Linked DNA regions of Homo sapiens: region 2 is linked to region 1. A link is an interaction called in ENCODE POLR2A ChIA-PET data of the cell type or tissue named here. Cell type or tissue: Caco-2. All regions are shown on one strand.

Region 1 (5,000 bases):
TCAAAAAAATTAAAAAAAAAAAAAAAAGGATACACACCACCATCAGCACCCATTAGGCATGGAGACTTCTGAGAGGTCCCTTCACCCACACACTCATCAAATTTTAACCCTCTCTTCTATTTTTTTTAACGGCTTTATTAAGGTTAAAATTCATATACCAAACAACGTACCCATTTAAAGTGCACAATTCAGGCCGGGCATGGTGGCTCACGCCTGTAATCCCAGCACTTTGGGAGGCTGAGGGCAGGAGGATTGCTTGAGCCCAGGAGTTCTAGACCAGCCTAGGCAACATAGCAAGACCCCGTCTCTACAAAAAAATTAAAAATTGGCCAGGCACAGCGGCTCACGCCTGTAATCCCAGCACTTTAGGAAGCCGAGGTGGGAGGATCACGAGGTCAGGAGTTCAAGACCAGCCTGGCCAAGATGGTGAAACCCTGTCTCTACTAAAAATACAAAAAAAGCCAGGCATGGTGGCGGGCACCTGTAATCCCAGCTACTCGGGAGGCTGAGGCAGAGAATTGCTTGAACCTGGGAGGTGGAGGTTGCAGTGAGCCGAGATCACGCCACTGCACTCCAGCCTGGGCCACAGAGCGAGACTCCGCCACCCCGCCCCCTAAAAAATTAAAAATTAGGTGTGGTAGTACACGCCTGTGGTCCCAGCTACTTGGGAGGCTGAGGTAGGAAGACCACTTGAACCCAGGAGATCGAGGTCGTGGTGAGCCGTGATCGCGCCACTGTACTCCAGCCTGGGTTACAGAGCGAGACCTCATCTCAAAAAATAAATTAAAAAGTGCACAATTCAGTGGCTTTAATATATTTATAGAGTTGTACATCTATCATGATGACCGATTTCAGAACATTTTCATTACCCCAAAAAGAAAATTCACAACTTTTAGCAATCAACTTCCAGGCAGGGCATGGTGGCTCATGCCCGTAATCCTAGCACTTTGGGAGACTGAGGCAGGCAGATCACCTGAGCGCAGGAGTTCGAGACCACTGGGCAACATGGCGAAACCCCATCTCCACTATAAAATACAAAAATTAGCCGGGCGTAGTGGCAGGCGTCTGTAATCCCAGCTACTCAGGAGTCTGAGGCAGGAGAATTGCTTGAACCTGGGAGGCGGAGGTTGCAGTAAGCTGAGATCGCGCCACTACACTCTAGCCTGGGCGATAAGAGTGAGACTTCCTCTCAAAAAAAAAAAAAAAAAAAAAAAAAAATCAACTTCCAATCCCCCTTCCACCCTCAGCTACTAATCTACTTTCTATGTCGATGAATTTGGCTATTCTAGACATTTCAGGTAAATGGAATTACACGATGTGTGGCCTTCAGTGACTGGCTTCTTTCATTTAGCAGAAAGTTTTCAAGGTTCATCCATGATATGGGTATCAGCACTTCATTCCTTTTCATTGGCAAGTAATATTCCATTGCATAGATAGACCACATTTTGTTTATCCATTCATGAACACGTGGATTGCCTCCACTTTTTGGCTGTTGTGAATGATGCTGCTGTGAACATTTGTATCCGTGTTTTTGTGTGGCTGTGTTTTGCCGTCATTTCTCTTGGGTACGTATCTGGGAGTGGAATTGCTGAGTCATCTGGTAACTGTGTGTTTAATAATAGTTTGAGGAACTTTCAGGGTGTTTTCCAACTCTGTTCGTTTTACAGCCCTGCTTGTCTGCAGGGGTGAAGTTCTTACTCTGGGACAGGTACTAGGCTGTCTGCTTGTCTAATCTTTTTTTTCTCTGTCTTACATATCTCACCTTATCTTTTTCTAGATCTCTCAGCTCCTAGATTTCTTCTTTTTTTTCTTTTTTTGAGACAGAGTCTCACTCTGTCGCCCAGGCTGGAGTACAGTGGTGCGATGGTGGCTCACTGAAACCTCAGTCTCCCAGGTTCAACTGATTCTCCTGCCTCAGGCCCCCGAGCTGGAATTACAAGCCACCTTGCCCAGCTAATTTTGTATTTTTAGTAGAGACAGGGTTTCACCGTGTTGGCCTGGCTGGTCTTGAATTCCTGACCTGAGGTGATCCACCCGCCTCGGCCTCCCAAAGTGCTGGGATTGCAGGCGTGAGCCACTGTGCCCAGCCACTCCTAGATTTCTTTTCTTTTTTTTTTTTTTGGAGGCAAAGTCTCGCTCCGTTGCCCAAGCTGGAGTGCAGTGGCGCAATCTTGGCTCACTGCAAGCTCCACCTCCCGGGTTCATGCCATTCTCCTGCCTCAGCCTCCCGAGTAGCTGGGACTATAGGTGTCCACCACCACGCCCAGCTAATTTTTTGTATTTTTAGTAGAGATGGGGTTTCACTGTGTTAGCCAGGATGGTCTTGATCGCCTGACCTCATGATCCACCTGCTTTGGCTTTGGCTTCCCAAAGTGCTGGGATTACAGGCATGAGCCACCGCGCCTGGCCCGCTCCTAGATTTCTTACATCTCAGTTTTAGAATCCAGCCCAGGGCTGAGTGCAGTGGCTTACGCCTGTAATCCCAGCACTTTGGGAGGCTGAATTGGGTGGATCACTTGAGCTCTCAAGTTCGACACCAGCCTGGGCAACATGATGAAACCTCATCTCTACAGAAAAATACAAAAATTAGGCTGGGCGCAGTGGCTCTTGCCTTGTAATCCCAGCACTTTGGGAGGCCGAGCTGGGTGGATCACCTGAGGTCAGCAGTTTGAGAGCAGCCTGGCCAACATGGTGAAACCCTGTCTCTACTAAAAATATCAAAATTAGCCGGGTGTGGTGGTGAGCACCTGTAATCTCAGCTACTTGGGAGGCTGAGGCAGGAGAATTGCTGGAACCCGGGAGGCAGAGGTTGCAGTGAGCCGAGATTGTGCCATTGCACTTCAGCCTGGGCGGCAACAGCAAGACTCTGTCTCAAAAACAAAACAAAACAATTAGCTGGGCATGGTGGTGTGCACCTGTAATCCCAGCTACTTGAGAGGCTGAGGTGGGAGGATGGTTTGAGCCTGGGAGGCCGAGGTTGCAATGAGTCCAGATCGTGCCACTGCACTCCAGCCTGGGCGATAGAGCCAGACTGCCGTGTCTCAAAAAAAAAAAAAAAAAAAAAAAAGAATCCAGCCCAAGTGTTAGCTAGAATCTCCTTGGTCCACTCATCAGGATCAGGATGGAGCTCTGATATCGAGTCCAGTTGGGATTAATCTGCTGTAATGGGGGCACAGGAGGACACATTGCACAAAGTGGCTGCTGAAAGCCTGCGCTCTGACCTCCCCTCCACACTGAAGTGAGGGAGGAGAGAGGTGTCAGGGAATCTGAGACCCAGCATGAGCCCCACACGGGAAGTGGTGCTTCTGCCCTACCCCCACCATTGCTGGAGGTCAAACCATTCCCTGCCCCTGCGTCTTGTCTTTCCCACCTGTAAAATGACAGGGCGTGCCCAGAAAGTTCCTAAGGAGCTTGTGACTTTGGTATCATATGGTTAGAACGTGGTAACCTTCAGAACTCCCCACACTGAGACCTGAGTTCCAGGGATTCTCAGAGAGGGATTGCTGGCAGGTGCCAGGTATCTGTCATTGTCATTGTAGAGCTCTCAGCTTGTGGTTCTGGGACTTCTGAGCATGTATCGCTCCTGAGGATGTAACAAGCAGACCTTCTGACCCTCTCAAGTTTGAGATCACTTTTCACCCCCGGGTTCTAAAACAGTAGATTCCTAAGATGTTCCTAGAGACCAGAATTATTTTGTGTTGCTTTTGAAATTGTTCATACAATAACATCCTTGAAAATGTGTTAGTTTGGAAAGGATAGACAGTGAAAAAGTCTTCATCCAACACATATCCCCAGCTCCCAGTTTCTCAAATGCAGCAACTGTTACGGTTTTTTGTTGTTGTTTTTGTTTTGTTTTTTGACGGAGTCTCGCACTGTTGCCAGACTGGAGTGCAATGGTGTGATCTCTGCTCACTGCAACCTCTGCCTCCCAGGTTCAAGCGATTCTCCTGCCTCAGCCTTCCAAGTAGCTGGGATTACAGGTGCATGCCACCATGCCCAGCTAATTTTTGTATTTTTAGTAGAGACAGGGTTTTGCCATGTTAGCCAGGCTGGTCTCAATCTCCTGACCTTGTGATCCACCCGCCTTAGCCTCCCAAAGTGCTGGGATTACAGGCGTGAGCCACCGCGCCTGGCCCTGTTATGGGTTTTAATATGAATTCCTTTGGAGAGATTTTATTCATAAACAAACATGTAAAGAGATAAATATGGGACCGGGTGCGGTGGCTCACGCCTGTAATCCCAGCACTTTGGGAGGCCAAGGTGGGAGGATCGCTGGAGTCCAGGAGTTTGAGACCAGCCTAGACAACATGGCGAAATCCTGTCTCTACAAAAAAAAATACAAAAATTAGGTGGGCATGGTAGTGTGTGCCTGTAGTCCCAGCTACTTGGGAGGCTGAAGTGGGAGGATGGCTTGAGCCTAGGAGGCCAAGGTTGCAGCAAGCTGAGGTCACACCACTGTACTTCAGCTTGGGCAACAGAGTGAGATCCTGTCTCAATAAAAAAATTAAAAAAAAGAAGGAAACTTAAGATATATAAAAACAATAAATTCTCCCCTTTTGAAACAAGTTATAGTCCTTTGGAGATATTCATATATAAGCAAGTAGATATAGATACACACTTTTTTGCTTTTGTAGACAAATGATAACACATTGTTGACCCATCTCTTGTCTTGCCTTTTCTACTTTCCAGTCCGTCATGAAGATCATTCTGTACTGGTGCATAAAGTGCTTCCTTATTCTTTTTTATAGCTGCATAATTTTCCACTGTGGAAATACCTTGACTTATCTAGTCATTCCTCTACTAAGGGGCATTTAGGCTGTTCCCAGTCTAATGGTACAGGCCAGGTGGGGTGGCACACACCTGTAATTCCAGCTACTTGGGAGGCTGAGGCAGGAGAATTGCTTGAACCCAGGAGGTGGAGGTTGCAGTGAGCGGAGATCGCACCACTGCACTCCAGCCTGGCAACAGAACCAGACTTTGTCTCAAAAAAAAAAAAAAAA
Region 2 (5,000 bases), 130 kb before region 1:
TAAGGCCCACCTGGGCTGGATTGCCCTGGACGGAAGAGCGCACAGGCCACCGGCCATAGCTTGCCCCTGTGGGCCAAGTCCCCAGTGTGGTGGCCTTCGCCGGCTTGCCCTGAGGCACGGCCCGACGGGGGCGCCCTGGAGGCGCTGTTGGCCCGGTGGGCAGCGTGGGGGGTATCGCGGGTAGGGGACTTGGGCGGGCTGGGCGGCTTGAGCGCGCTGACGGCTCGGATGAGACCCATGCGCCGGCGGATGGAGTGGTCCAGGTTGACCGTGCAGCGCAGCAGGCTCTGCGCCTCGGCCACGGTGAAGGGGAAGTCGGCGCCCAGGAAGCGCTCGAAGAGCTCGGGGTCGCCGTCCAGGTCGAGCACGTTCTGCAACGCCTTGGTCATGGTGTGCAGCTCGCGGCTGTTGTCGCGGAAAACGTCCCAGAGGCGCGCGCGGCCCTCGGGCGCGCCCCCGGTCTGCTGCCGGTCCTCCAGGCACTGCAGCGCCCAGCTCAGGCGGCACGGCCACTGGTTGGCGAGCACCACCCACGCCACCGCCTGGCGCGGCGTGGGGCCCCCAAAGTCCCCCTGCTGCTGCTGCTGCTGCAGCAGGCGCACGGTGATGGGCACGGTGTTGACGATGCGCCGCATGGACACCACGTTGTCGGGCACGTACTCGTAGAGGCAGTCGCGCTCGTCGTGAAGGCAGAAGAGCGCCTCCTGGATTCGCCGCGCCGCCTCGTCGTCGATGCGGCCCTGCCCGCGCTCCGTCCCCGCCTGCGCCTGCACCGCCAGCAGCTGCGCGCTCTCGCCCCCGGCGTCCCCCGGCAGCCACGGCTTGCGCGTCATCTCGCGGTACAACAGGTCGTCGCGGCTCTGCACCGCATCGTGCAGGAACTGCAGCTTGGTGCGGCGGCCCATAATGGGCACAGAGAAGGGCAGCGTGACAGTGCGGTTGAGGAAGAGGTAGCCGTTATCGGCCGTGCCCTTCATGTTGCCCGCGCTCTCTAGGCACGCGGCCAGGATGCTGGGGTCCACGACCAGGATGAAGATGAAGGGCGCGTGGCTGTCGGACAGCAGCGTGTTGATGGCGTTGAGCACGCCCACCACGCGCTCCGGGTAGCACGTGTCCAGCCCGGTGACCTCCAGCACCACGCGCAGCCTGCGCCGCTGGTAGATCTCCAGGAAGCACAGGAAGTCGGTGAGCAGCTCCACCTCCTTCTTCACCTCGCACATGAAACCCAGCTGGCTGCCGAACTTTTCACGCGACACCAGCCGCTCGATCTTCTTGCGCTGGCTTACGAACAGGTGCTTGCCCACCGAGTACACGGCCATGAGCAGCCCCGAGCCCGACAGTGTGGTGGCCGCGCCGCCAAACACCTTGAGCAGGCTGCCGCTCGGGCTGCCGTGGCCCAGCGCGTGGCCGCCCAGTGACAAGTAGAGCAGCCCCACACCCAGGCCCAGCGCCGCCAGCAGCGCCAGCAGCCCCAGGCACACGCGGCGCCGACAATGCCACTCGCTCTGGCAGCAGTCCTGCCTGGTGGCCGGCTTGTTGCCCAGCACCGAGTACACGCTGAAGGGCAGTGCGCCATAGTGGCGGCGGATGCCCTCGCACAACGTGGTCACCAGGCCGGCCCACAGCTTGTCGGTGCCCGCGTACTGCCAGGCGCTAAAGCGGATGAAAAGGAACTGCACGTTCCTGCGCCGCAGGTGCACCTCGGTGATGATGGGCTGCAGGAACACCAGGTACCACAGTAGCTGCGGGACGCCCCAGCCGCTCACGGCACGCGGCCGCCACTGCACGTGCTGCAGCTCCTCGCTCTCGCGCTGCGCGGCCTCCTGCTGCATCAGCGCTGCGGGAAGGGAGCCCGGGAGCCGCGTGAGCCGCAGACCCGCCGGGGTGGGCGGGGCCTAGTACGGGCAGGGCGGAGCGCTCCTGGAGAGGCGAGGGGCGCCCAGCAGAGGCGAGGGGCTGGAAGCGAGCCGCGGCCGCTCCTTAAAGAGCTGGAAGCCGGTGCAGAAGCGGGGGCGTGGAGAGGCCTGGAGCCGGGCTTGGACCGGAAGCGGTCTGAAGGCCAGGCTGTGGGGTCGGGATGGGCAGAGGTAGAGCCGGCAGAGGAGAGATGGGAGGAGGCAAAAAGAGATACGAGGAAGAGCCAGGGATGGGCAAGAGGCTGGAGGCGGAGCGAGGGTGTGGAGGGCACCGGGAAGGTTCTGAGAGTGGGGCAGGGGACAAGTGGTCGGTGTAAGGGATGAATGAATGAGATGCTGAGGAGGAGCTATGCTAGGCAGCAGGATACACCCTCGGTCTTATCTTGTTGACTTAACTGCTCCTCCTGCAGGAAGCCCTCCCTGATCCCCAGGCTGGGTCGGGGGCCCTCAGCCATTCCTACTCTGGGTCATCACTGTCTGAGGACAAGTCTCTCTCCCCTGCTGGACTGTGAGCCGGAAGGGCAGGGTCCTGCTTGTCTTGGTCACCGTGTCCCCTGGGCACCAGAAGGTGCTTAGGGAATGCCTGAACAATAGATCATGAGAAATCTGAGGTCACAGAGTGAATGAGCGGGAGTGTCTACAGCACCCAGCAGGAGGAGTAGGGACTCTCTGTTCTTTATATCCTCTTCTCCTCCCGGGACCCTGTGACAACACAGGACAGGACAGTGAGTGCTCAATGGACAGTCAGTACAGGAAGGAAAGGCTATTGGGCCTGCACCAGGGCTGGGCACACGTAGGAGGAACGTCAGTCCCAGCCCCTCTGGCCCCACGTGGGGCTGAGGTCTGAGCTCCAGCAGGGCTTGATCCAGATCAAAGCTGCTGGGGAGGCCAGTCGCGGTGAGTCACGCCTGTAATCTCAGCACTTTTTGGGAGGCCGAGGTGGGCGGATCACATGAGGTCAGGAGTTCAAGACCAGCCTGGCCAACACGGTGAAACCCCATCGCTACTAAAAATACAAAAATTAGCCGGGCTTGGTGGTGGGCACCTGTAGTCCCAGCTACTTGGGAGGCTGAGGCAGGAGAATCGCTTGAACCTGGGAGGTGGAGGCTGCACTGAGTTGAGACTGCGCCACTGCAGTACAGCCTGGGCGACAGAGTGAGACTCCATTTAAAAAAAAAAAAAAAAAAAAGGCCAGGTGCAGTGGCTCATGTGTAATCCCAGCACTTTGGGAGGCTGAGGCGGATCACATGAGGTCAAGAGATCGAGACCATCTGGCCAACATGGTAAAACCCCGTCTACTAAAAATACAAAAAATTAGCTGGGCGTGGTGGTGAGCGCCTGTAATCCCAGCTACTTGGGAGGCTGAGGCAGGAGAGTCACTTGAACCCGGGAGGCGGAGGTTGCAGTGAGCCAAGATCGCACCATTGCACTCCAGCCTGGAGACAGAGCAAGATTCCGTCTCAAAAAAAAAAAGCTGCTGGGGAACCTGGCGGGTTGCAGTTCATGTCTTCAGTTGGCATCTATGTATCAGGTACTTTGTGACCACCAAGCCTTAAGAGGTGGGTCTGGGTGGCACAGAGGCCAGTAGGGGCTTGGCAGGAGCCTGCAGCCTCAATAAAGAGCCTGGGCTTTCTGCCTCAGGTGCTGGGGAGCATGGAAGGCACCAAGCACAGGAGGGACAGGGTCAGATCTGTCCTTCAGAAAGAGTCCTTGGAGTGGATTTGGTGGCAGAAGCAGGGAAGGGTAAAACTTGGGGGCAGCCAGGAGGCCAGAGAAGCAGAGCCCGGGGTAGAGGCATGGGCTTGGGGAGGGCCTGGGCTGGGGCAGGCTGGCCACAGGGGTGGGGGGATCTGGGGGAAGCCTGGAGCTGGGCGGGGACCAGAGGCCCTGTTTCTCATCCTCCCCCCAACAAACACACACAGCTCCTCACCCGTGATCTTGTCCAGCATCATGTGCAGGCGGCAGCCGAAAGGGGCATAGAAACCCACGGTCACAGGGACCGGCACGTGGCAGAGTGTCTTGGCCAGGCAGCTGCAGTAGACGTCATCCTCTGTCAGGATGTCTGGTGGTTGGGAGTGGGGACACTGAGTCAGGACCACTGGCCAGGCACCACCCTCCTCCCATCTGCCCTCCATGGCCCCCACTATCAGCCCCTTCCTGGCACCCTGTGCAAAGGGGACTCAGGTCAAACCCTGCAGTGGAGGTTTCTGTGGCCATCAGTGGCCCTCACCTCCAGGGCGAGCTGTGCCCCTTTGGGTCCCACCAGGCTGAGGCTGGGAGGCTGGAATCCCCCCAGCCACACACCAGAGGCTGAGGCTGCGGGAAGTCAGCTTTCCTGGCCCTAGGTCACCAGGCTTGCTTGGTCACTAGCCCGTGATTCCCCCGGGGAAAATCCCAAAGGCCTTTATTTGGGATACGAGGCCCTCAGATGCCAAGACACCACTTTCCACCATCAGCAGGACTCCAGGCCACTCCTGCCTGCTCTGCTGGCCCGGCCAGAGCATGGAGAGGCCCTGGGCCGCAGGCTCCTCCCACCGTCCTGTCCATCATGCTGGCAAGTCACTAATCCCACCTGAGCCCAGGGTTGGGAGAGAGATGACCAGACTGGAGCTCCAGTCCCAGCCCCACCGCCTTTGTCTGCAGACCCCAGGGAGAGCCACCTCTGAGAGGCTCATTTCCCTCTGAAGAGTGGGGCAGCAGAGACACCAGGGAGCAGGAATGCCAAAGGGTCTGGCCAGCGCCGGGCCCTTGGTCAATGTCATGGTCTCCAGTGGCCATTTAGGGCCCTGGGGACCAGGCACTGGCACTACGGCATCCACTCTGCAGAGGGCACCCTGTCCCCCAGTGAGGGTTGCTTCTTGGACCTGGAAATGGGGTATCAAAAAGGTAGGGTTCAGTCTTGGGGGGACACATGGGGCCAGCTTTGTGGTGCACAGTGGGGGTAACACAGCCACTTTCAGAGAGGCCTGGTGGGCTGTAGGAAACGGGCCACACCTGGCGGCAGAGCCAGGAGGCCAGGAAGCAGACTCAGGAGTAGTTCTACTGAGGTGTGGGTAGGCGGGTCTAATTCCAGCTCTGCCAGAT

The links. Peaks named below come from ENCODE experiments on the same cell type or tissue, not always from the same donor. Only the 100,000 strongest peaks of a DNase experiment are listed, where the experiment ranks them.
Region 2: POLR2A ChIA-PET joins it to region 1 with 15 read pairs; 4 of 35 experiments call an interaction of 5 or more read pairs at or near these places.

Annotation. Positions count from the first base shown.
Region 1 is chr19:45,282,219-45,287,218 of GRCh38, forward strand. All of the region lies in intron 12 of MARK4 (microtubule affinity regulating kinase 4), which reads left to right. Among named protein-coding and RNA genes, the nearest start is that of MARK4, 33 kb to the left of the region's middle. In Caco-2, no CTCF peak of the experiment used is centred here; no DNase peak of the experiment used is centred here.
Region 2 is chr19:45,151,939-45,156,938 of GRCh38, forward strand. It overlaps NKPD1 (NTPase KAP family P-loop domain containing 1), which reads right to left. Exons shown (of 5, transcript NM_198478.4): 4 at 3,847-3,978; 5 at 1-1,837. LOC105372420 (a long non-coding RNA gene) reads left to right here and starts at 1,641. Exons shown (of 2, transcript XR_935986.2): 1 at 1,641-1,730. RefSeq lists enhancers at 867-1,492, 3,675-4,392 and silencers at 1,124-1,183, 2,712-2,938. In Caco-2, no CTCF peak of the experiment used is centred here; DNase peaks (open chromatin) are centred at 1,153, 1,883, 2,373, 2,743 and 1 weaker place; H3K4me3 peaks cover 2,062 bases.